Regions from separate parts of the Homo sapiens genome. Here region 1 is linked to region 2. Evidence: chromatin contacts called from ENCODE Hi-C or POLR2A ChIA-PET data. All regions are on one chromosome and are shown on one strand. The core of a region is the stretch at or near the end of the contact, and the rest is flanking DNA. Distances in the headings are between cores, read along the strand shown. Region 1 has its middle 43 kb from the start of LINC02542. Region 2 holds the start of LINC02542 (long intergenic non-protein coding RNA 2542).

Evidence for each region. Hi-C counts contacts between places; a loop is a spot of excess contacts on that map. ChIA-PET counts read pairs that join two places held with the same protein, here RNA polymerase II (POLR2A). Pooled maps may share reads with other maps.
Region 1: a loop to region 2 is called in a map of Caco-2, with 2.8 times the contacts of the local background. The contact joins the enhancer-like site here to the promoter of LINC02542 in region 2. A Hi-C loop is called at or near these places in 2 of 168 maps with a recorded cell type or tissue (Caco-2 and ovary) and 6 of 50 pooled maps. POLR2A ChIA-PET finds 5 or more read pairs at or near these places in 4 of 52 experiments (Caco-2, HepG2, SK-N-SH and 1 more).

Annotation. Positions count from the first base shown.
Region 1 is chr6:82,142,171-82,146,988 of GRCh38, reverse strand. No RefSeq gene overlaps it. Among named protein-coding and RNA genes, the nearest start is that of LINC02542, 43 kb to the right of the region's middle. RefSeq lists an enhancer at 1,604-2,803. Within about 2 kb of position 1,893, at least 13 of the 41 ENCODE cell types and tissues checked have a DNase peak (open chromatin) inside an H3K27ac peak, as active enhancers do.
Region 2 is chr6:82,100,045-82,105,300 of GRCh38, reverse strand. LINC02542 (long intergenic non-protein coding RNA 2542) reads left to right here and starts at 3,536. Exons shown (of 4, transcript NR_149135.1): 1 at 3,536-3,741. The region is part of intron 3 of LOC107986617 (a long non-coding RNA gene); the gene reads right to left.

The DNA.
Region 1 (4,818 bases), core at 644-3,143, 43 kb before region 2:
AAATCTTGGTTTCATGACTCTTGCCTACAAAGTATCTTTCAGTACCTTCTAAAGAGATTTGAATGACTGAGTATGTATTGCCAGGGTCTGCTAATCACTGCTTGTTTTAATGGAAGAGAAAATACGGATACTGTTTGTATTCTGAAAGTCAGTGAAGAATTAATCAGACTTTGTTCTGAGCATTGAGTAAAGGTTTTAGTAACCAGGCAGGGAGTGGAGTGGACTTCATTAACACACCTTCACTGGGGTAACTTTTACTTGGGCTAAAACCACCAGAAAGATATTTATAATTGGCCGTACAATGTGTAGGATAGCGCCAGTGTAGGATATTTTGACTTGGTAATATAACAATGTTTTCTTTGTCATTATAGATATGGTTACATTCTGTAGATGACTTTGCAGTTGATCTTGTGATGAGTTTGCAGGTCTTTTATTGCAAGATAATATGGTAAGTAACGCAAAACAATAATTTGTATCCGCCAGAATACACTGACATACACTCGGTGGCCAAAAACTGCTTGACATTTCTGAAAACATACTTTAGATGGCAAGCCTGACACTAAGCAATGAGTGAAGGGTTTAGGTGTTTCTGCAATAATTAATATGGATAAGAAACATGGTAGAACCTCAGGAAGACTAAAGCTCTTAGTTTTGGTAGTGAGGACTGCAGGTGGTTTTGCTTGTGTTAATGAAAGCCAGAAACATTGATGATGTGGCTTAAGAAGATGTTTTGACACCTGAAGTGATTTATGGTGTAGGGCTTTAGGACTTCCTATGAAGAACCAGTTTCTTCCCCAGTGGCTTTGTGTCACCTCCCATAAAATGTCCAGTGGAAGCTTTCAGCCACATTAACTATTTGAGCACTGTAATCTCACAATGCATGGTGACCACAGCAGTTTTGGCCAAAGGCCTGGATAGAAAACCCTGGCAACTCAAGAGATCAAGCAACCTGAATGGTTTGGGCTCTCTAGGAAAGTATTCAGAGGGTCTGCTTCTTTAAACAAAAAACAACAAAACTCTTCCCATTTCTCACTGAACCATCATTGATAAGGGCTCCTGGTGTCCTCCCTGTCTGTTCACCTTAAGAGAGGGGCACAGAAGCCTCTACTTAGCTGCTGTTTCTGAGCCACATTGTGTGGAGGAAGGAGGGTACTCAGACAAACAAGGCTCACTAACCATTTGTTGTACTGTTACAAATTGGGCCGAGCCCTAGGTGTCTTTTCTAGCACCCTTGAAAATAGCATCCAATTCTTTGGCTAATTCCAGGCGAGGTGAAGAACTATGGTAAGCAGTAGCATCATCACCATGGAAAACCAAGGTATATGGGAAAAGTTAAAGATGTGGTGTTCTTGTAACTGTGGCTTATAATCAATGGAAGTAAGGCCCCTATTTACCAATAGTAAAGAGCATTTGTGTTTAGACTTCAAACTGCAGCCCTTCCTGGGTTCTGCTTAAACTTGATTTTTAGTTTCTTGAAGTGGTTTTGGAATTATAGTTGAGATAAAGATAGTAATATCACAATATAGATTTAGCTTTTAAATTGCATCAAGTAATATTGGAAGGCTTTAAAACTTACTTTAATATTCAAGCATAGAACAGGAGAGACTCAGACTATTTATACTTTCGCATTGGAGCTTGAATTGTGTACAAGTATGTATGTGAGTGTTTTGAATGTTTTCTGTTAGGTTTTTAGCTACGATAGGGCACATCAACTTATTTACACTCCAGCATAGTGAGCAGCAGCATAAGCCTTGGATCTGACAAAGCCGTGATTCTGTGGGAACATTTATATCACGTTTTCTGTCTCTCTCTCCTAAAGGGCGACTGAGGGAACCGATCCCTCTGGGACTTTTGCATGAGTCATTTGGCAGTCAGCATTGCTGCTTGTGAGCTATTGACAGGCAGTAGCCACTCCTCCCTCACCATTCCCTGTTCTGAGAAGCATACCTTTATCACTTCCATGCTTTTCTTCTTCTGTTCTGAAATTTTTTTAACAGAAAGGGTGTGTGTGTGTGTGTGTCTGTGTGTATGTGTGTGTGTGTGTGTGTGTGTGTGTAGGGTGAGAGAGGAAGAAAAACAGGTGATTTATATGCTTTAAATTCCTTTTCATTTTGCAAGGAGACCACATGCCATTTCCAAGACAGAGACATCCTGTGAGAAACAGATTTCATTAGAGAGTCTGAAATGACAGGAATGGTTTAAATTCAGCATCGAGGAAGAGAATGCTGCCTCTAGGTAATGCACAGCTAAAGTGGTTCCAAATGTTTTATCTGATGCCAGCTGTGCAGCCTTCTGGATAAATCATTTCACATCATACACTTCAGAGCATCCAGTGCGGATGTATCCCCCTGCCACAGAGATCCTTAACTGGAAACAAGCAGCTACTGCACTGCTACTGCCCCAAAAGGAGCTGCTTCCTCACCCCCTCACCGTTTCAGCATTTCCAGCACCATCACCTCATCCCAACAGCTCCATGACGGAACTCAGAGTGATGCAGACCAATAAACTCTGCCCATTGGGACTGAGTTTCCCTGAGTACACTAGCCATTCACTCCTATTTATTTTCCTTTAGACATGGTGAATCATCTTTTGTGCCGTCTTACATTGTGTGACTCATTGCAGTCTATTTTCTGCCCAGGCTCAGCCCAGTGGCTCATTTCTGGAGAGGCCCCTTCCATGTCTTAAATGTCATGGATCACAACATTGTACTTTGTAGGAATCCCAAGCTCGCTTCACCGGAGATTAGTGTAGTTAATCAGTAAGAGGATGACAAAGAAATTGCCTTTGTATGGATGAAACTACCCAGGTCTCTCAGACACTTATTTTAAGACCATAATTTGCATATTGCTTTGTGGTGATGACAGTGTTGGACTTTGTAATTTCATTCCCTTTGCTTTTATCAGGAGACACGTGTATCAAATGCAGCATGTGAAATCAACATCTGCTTAAAGAAGTTTCCAGCACAAACCTTAGCTAGTGGTGGCCTTTGCTAATGGCCTCCCTTCCCCTCCCCTCTGCTCTTCCACTTACCTTTTCTCCATGTACATGTTGGAGCAAAATAATTTTTATTTCTTCTTGATGCTCTTTCTAATTTATGACAAAATAGCTTTTCCAGATGACATATTACTAGTTAAATCAGAAAAAAAAAGAGTTTGTCCAGTATACTTAGAAATGATAAACTTCACATTCTCTGGAGATTTGAGGAGCTTTTGGTGTCTGTCTTTGATAGTAAAGGAACCAATAGTAGTCTCTGCTTCTCCTAAAGGGCCAGGAAGAGATGCAGAAAAGTCTGGTGTCTGTGTCAGGTGTGAAGGAATGAGCTTGGCTGCCTGCATACCTTGGCCACGATTCCTGATGGCTAGGCTGGCTGTGGCTATTGGGCAAATGTTGAATCTTAGCAGCAGAACAAAGCAAATCTTTTTCCAATTGTTTTATTTAATCACATTTGTTTTTCAGGGCAAATTTTGGGTTTATGCAAGGGTAAGACTCAGCTTTTCCTGGATTAGGAAATGGATTATAAAATATTTTGCTGGGTCAGTACACGAAATACCTCACCCTGAGATGAGCTCAGGCGCTTGCTCAAGGCCCGAATGCCTCGAAAGTTTAGGTTCTGAAGAAAACATGACAGGAAACAATTGCGTCTCCATGCTAGACAGTTACCTAATGAACAAAAGAGGTCCTATGTAATCTATGCAACAGTCCTGGTGAATGGAGAGTGTTGCTTTTAATAGAGTGCTCTCGACAAAGCCATCACGCGGGCTTAGAGATATGCAGCCCAGAGAACGTAAGGCATGCCATGCTTTTGCTGTGTGTTTTAAATTAGCTTAGTCAAGCTATAAATATTTTTGGTAATTTCTAAAAAACGAAATGTTTCTGTCTAAGCCAGAAGACTGGGTTGTGCAATACAAATTAACTTCTTATGGAGTTGAGGTCTGGAAAAGAGGATGGAAGTATGTTTCTGCCCCTGGCTGGCCCAATAGGGTTAATTATAATTGGTCAAATTTGCTCTAATGATTTCTCAGTTACTTCAGGAATGAAATTCACATTTCTGCCCATGAACTCTAATGACCTCCATGGAATGCCCATGCCAGCTTCATATAAGTGTCTGCATCTCTTGATGCACACCTTTTCATGAGCTGCTTCTATCTGATTGGTTTTGCCTCATCTCAATGTACTTTCTCTAACTAGGGTAATTTCTGTCTTCCTTTCTGCCATGTCCTGGGTCTTCATTTCACTTGTCAACACCAACTGAGACTCTATTTATTTATTTATTTATTTATTTATTTATTTATTTATTTTTTGGGGGGACAGGGTCTCACTCTGTCACAAAGGCTGGAGTGCAGTGGGGTGATCTTGGCTCACTGCAACCTCTATCACCCTGGTTCAAGCAATTCTCGTGTCTCAGCCTTCCGAGTAGCTGGGACTACAGGTGTGCGCCACCACGCTTGGCTAATTTTTGTATTTTTAATAGAGATGAGGTTTCACTATGTTGCCCAGGCTGGTCTTGAACTCATGTGTTTAAGTAATTTGCCCTCCTTGGCGTCTCCAAGTGCCAGGATTACAGGCGTGAGCCACCGCACCTGGCCCCAGTAGAGGCTCTTATTCTAAGAACCTTTTCTGAAGAAATTTGAACAACTTCTAATCATTTATGCTTACTCCTCTCTTTTCATTCTGTAATGATTATATATACAGTAGACAATTGGCATTAACTAAAGATCCATTCTGATGGCCATTGGAACAGGAAAATGCAACAATACCATATGATATTAGAATGATGATGATAGAGAGTGTGGAAATGAAATGACATATATGTAGCAT
Region 2 (5,256 bases), core at 2,287-4,786:
CCTGGCCAGAACTTCCAACACTGTGTTGAATAGGAGTGGTGAGAGAGGGCATCCCTGTCTTGTGCCAGTTTTCAAAGGGAATGCTTCCAGTTTTTGCCCATTCAGTATGATATTGGCTGTGGCTTTGTCATAGATAGCTCTTATTATTTTGAGATACGTCCCATCAATACCTAATTTATTGAGAGTTTTTAGCACGAAGGGCTGTTGAATTTTGTCAAAGGCTTTTTCTGCATCTATTGAGATAATCATGTGGTTTTTGTCTTTGGCTCTGTTTATATGCTGGATTACATTTATTGATTTGCGTATATTGAACCAGCCTTGCATCCCAGGGATGAAGCCCACTTGATCATGATGGATAAGCTTTTTGATGTGCTGCTGGATTCGTTTTGCCAGTATTTTATTGAGGATTTTTGCATCAATGTTCATCAAGGATACTGGTCTAAAATTCTCTTTTTTGGTTGTGTCTCTGCCCGGCTTTGGTATCAGAATGATGGTGGCCTCATAAAATGAGTTAGGGAGGATTCCCTCTTTTTCTATTGATTGGAATAGTTTCAGAAGGAATGGTACCAGTTCCTCCTTGTACCTCTGGTAGAATTCGTCTGTGAATCCGTCTGGTCCTGGACTCTTTTTGGTTGGTAAGCTATTGATTATTGCCACAATTTCAGATCCTGTTATTGGTCTATTCAGAGATTCAACTTCTTCCTGGTTTAGTCTTGGGAGAGTGTATGTGTCGAGGTATTTAACCATTTCTTCTAGATTTTCTAGTTTATTTGCATAGAGGTGTTTGTAGTATTCTCTGATGGTAGTTTGTATTTCTGTGGGATTGGTGGTGATATCCCCTTTATCATTTTTTATTGTGTCTATTTGATTCTTCTCTCTTTTTTTCTTTATTAGTCTTGCTAGCGGTCTATCAATTTTGTTGATCCTTTCAAAAAACCAGCTCCTGGATTCATTAATTTTTTGAAGGGTTTTTTTGTGTCTCTATTTCCTTCAGTTCTGCTCTGATTTTAGTTATTTCTTGCCTTCTGCTAGCTTTTGAATGTGTTTGCTCTTGCTTTTCTAGTTCTTTTAATTGTGATGTTAGGGTGTCAATTTTGGATCTTTCCTGCTTTCTCTTGTGGGCATTTAGTGCTATAAATTCCCTCTACACACTGCTTTGAATGCGTCCCAGAGATTCTGGTATGTTGTGTCTTTGTTCTCGTTGGTTTCAAAGAACATCTTTATTTCTGCCTGCATTTTATTATGTACCCAGTAGTCATTCAGGAGCAGGTTGTTCAGTTTCCATGTAGTTGAGTCGTTTTGAGTGAGATTCTTAATCCTGAGTTCTAGTTTGATTGCACTGTGGTCTGAGAGATAGTTTGTTATAATCTCTGTTCTTTTACATTTGCTGAGGAGAGCTTTACTTCCAAGTATGTGGTCAATTTTGGAATAGGCGTGGTGTGGTGCTGAAAAAAATGTATATTCTGTTGATTTGGGGTGGAGAGTTCTGTAGATGTCTATTAGGTCCGCTTGGTGCAGAGCTGAGTTCAATTTCTGGGTATCCTTGTTGACTTTCTGTCTCGTTGATCTGTCTAATGTTGACAGTGGGGTGTTAAAGTCTCCCATTATTAAGGTGTGGGAGCCTAAGTCTCTTTGTAGGTCACTCAGGACTTGCTTTATGAATCTGGGTGCATATATATTTAGGATAGTTAGCTCTTCTTGTTGAATTGATCCCTTTACCATTATGTAATGGCCTTCTTTGTCTCTTTTGATCTTTGTTGGTTTAAATTCTGTTTTATCAGAGACTAAGATTGCAACCCCTGCCTTTTTTTGTTTTCCATTTGCTTGGTAGATCTTCCTCCATCCTTTTATTTTGAGCCTATGTGTGTCTCTGCAAGTGAGATGGGTTTCCTGAATACAGCACACTGATGGGTCTTGACTCTTTATCCAATTTGCCAGTCTGTGTCTTTTAATTGGAGCATTTAGTCCATTTACATTTAAAGGTAATATTGTTATGTGTGAATTTGATCCTGTCATTTTGATGTTAGCTGGTTATTTTGCTCGTTAGTTGATGCAGTTTCTTCCTAGTCTCGATGGTCTTTATATTTTGGCATGATTTTGCAGTGGGTGGTACCGGTTGTTCCTTTCCATGTTTAGCGCTTCCTTCAGGAGGTCTTTTAGGGCAGGCCTGGTGGTGACAAAATCTCTCAGCATTTGCTTGTCTGTAAAGTATTTTATTTCTCCTTCGCTTATGAAGCTTAGTTTGGCTGGATATGAAATTGTGGGTTGAAAATTCTTCTCTTCAAGAATGTTGAATATCGGCCCCCACTCTCTTCAGGCTTGTAGGGTTTCTGCCGAGAGATCCGCTGTTAGTCTGATGGGCTTCCCTTTGAGGGTAACCCGACCTTTCTTTCTGGCTGCCCTTAACATGTTTTCCTTCATTTCAACTTTGGTGAATCTGACAATTATGTGGCTTGGAGTTGCTCTTCTCGAGGAGTATCTTTGTGGCGTTCTCTGTATTTCCTGAATCTGAATGTTGGCCTGCCTTGCTAGATTGGGGAAGTTCTCCTGGATAATATCCTGCAGAGTGTTTTCCAACTTGGTTCCATTCTCCGCATCACTTTCAGGTACACCAATCAGACGTAGATTTGGTCTTTTCACATAGTCCCATATTTCTTGGAGGCTTTGCTCATTTCTTTTGATTCTTTTTTCCCTAAACTTCCCTTCTCGCTTCATTTCATTCATTTCATCTTCCATTGCTGATACCCTTTCTTCCAGTTGATTGCATCGGCTCCTGAGGCTTCTGCATTCTTCATGTAGTTCTTGAGCCTTGGTTTTCAGCTCCATCAGCTCCTTTAAGCACTTCTTTGTATTGGTTATTCTAGTTATACATTCTTCTAAATTTTTTTCAAAGTTTTCAACTTGTTTGCCTTTGGTTTGAATGTCCTCCTGTAGCTCAGAGTAATTTGATCGTCTGAAGCCTTCTCCTCTTAGCTCGTCAAAGTCATTCTCCATCCAGCTTTGTTCTGTTGCTGGTGAGGAACTGCGTTCCTTTGGAGGAGGAGAGGCGCTCTGCTTTTTAGAGTTTCCAGTTTTTCTGTTCTGTTTTTTCCCCATCTTTGTAGTTTTATCTACTTTTGGTTTTTGACGATGGTGATGTACAGATGGGTTTTTGGTGTGGATGTCCTTTCTGTTTGTTAGTTTTCCTTCTAACAGACAGGACCCTCAGCTGCAGGTCTGTTGGAATACACTGCCCTGTGAGGTGTCAGTGTGCCCCTGCTGGGGGGTGCCTCCCAGTTAGGCTGCTGGGGGGTCAGGGGTCAGGGACTCACTTGAGGAGGCAGTCTGCCCGTTCTCAGATCTCGAGCTGCGTGCTGGGAGAACCACTGCTCTCTTCAAAGCTGTCAGACAGGGACATTTAAGTCTGCAGAGGTTACTGCTGTCTTTTTGTTGTCTGTGCCCTGCCCCCAGAGGTGGAGCCTACAGAGGCAGGCAGGCCTCCTTGAGCTGTGGTGGGCTCCACCCATTTGGAGCTTCCCAGCTGCTTTGTTTACCTAAGCAAGCCTGGGCAATGGCGGGCGCCCCTCCCCCAGCCTCGCTGCCGCCTTGCAGTTTGATCTCAGACTGCTGTGCTAGCAATCAGCGAGACTCCGTGGACGTAGGACCCTCTGAGCCAGGTGCGGGATATTATCTCATGGTGTGCCGTTTTTTAAGCCAGTCGGAAAAGCACAGTATTCGGGTAGGAGTGACCCGATTTTCCAGGTGCGTCACCCCTTTCTGTGACTTGGAAAGGGAACTCCCTGACCCCTTGCGCTTCCCAAGTGAGGCAATGCCTCGCCCTGCTTCGGCTCGCACATGGTGCACGCACCCACTGACCTGCGCCCACTTTCTGGCACTCCCTAGTGAGATGAACCCGGTACCTCAGATGGAAATGCAGAAATCACCAGTCTTCTGCGTCGCTCATGCTGGGAGCTGTAGACCGGAGCTGTTTCTATTCGGCCATCTTGGCTCCTCCCCCCGAAAGATTTTCTTTTTATTTAACCTTTATTTTATGTTCAAGGGTACATGTGTAGATTTGTTATATAGGTAAACTTGTGTCATGGGGGTTTGTTGTAAGATTATTTTGTCACCCAGGTATTAAACGTAGTACTCATTACTTATTTTTCCTGATCTTCTCCTACCTCTCACCCTGCACTCTCAAGGAAACCCTAGTATCTATTGTTTCCCTTTGTGTATCCATGTGTTCTCATCATTTAGCTCGCACTTATAAGTGAGAACATGCAGTATTTGGTTTTCTGTGCCTGAGTTAGTTTGCTAAGGATAATGGCCTCCAACTCCATCCATGTTGCTGCAAAGAACATGATCTCATTCTTTTTATGGCTGCATAGTATTCCATGGTGTATATGTACAACATTTTCTTTATCCAGTCTATCAGTGATGGGCATTTAGGTTGATTCCATGTCTTTGCTATTGTGAATGGTGCTGCAGTGAACATAGGCATGCATGTGTCTTTATAATAGAATGATTTGTATTACCTTGGGTATGTACCCAGTAATGGAATTGCTGGGTCAAATGGCATTTCTGTCTTTAGGTCTTTGAGAAATTGCCACACTGTCTTCCACAATGGTTAAACTAATTTACACTCCCACTAACAGTATATAAGTGTTCCTTCTTCTCCACAATCTTACCAGCATCTGTTACTTTTTTGACTTTTTACTAATAGCCATTCTGACTGGTATGAGATGGTATCTCAATGTGCTTTTGATTTGAATTTCTCTAGTGATTAGTGATGTTGAGCTTTTTTAAAAAATATCATTATTGGCTGCATGCACATCTTCTTTTGAAAAGTGACTGTTCCTGTCTTTTGTCCACTTTTTAATGAAGTTCTTTTTTTTTTTTTTTTGCTTGTAAATTTGTTTAAGTTCCTTATAGATGTTCCTTTAGTTCCTTTGTCAGATGCATAGTTTGTGGAAAATTTCTCCCATTCTGTAGGTTGTCTGTTTATTTCATTGATGTTTTATTTATTTATTTATTTGGCTGAGCAGAATCTCTAAAATTTAATTAGACCCCATTTATTCATTTTTGCTTTTGTTGCAATTGCTTTTGGTGCCTTTGTCATGAAATCTTTGCCCATTCTTATGCCCAGAATGATATTGCCTAGGTTGTCTTCCAGGGTTTTTATAGTTTTGGGTTTTACACTTAAGCCTTTAATTCATCTTGAGTTAATTTTTGTACATGGTGTAAGGAAGGGGTCCAGTTTCAATCTTCTGCATATGG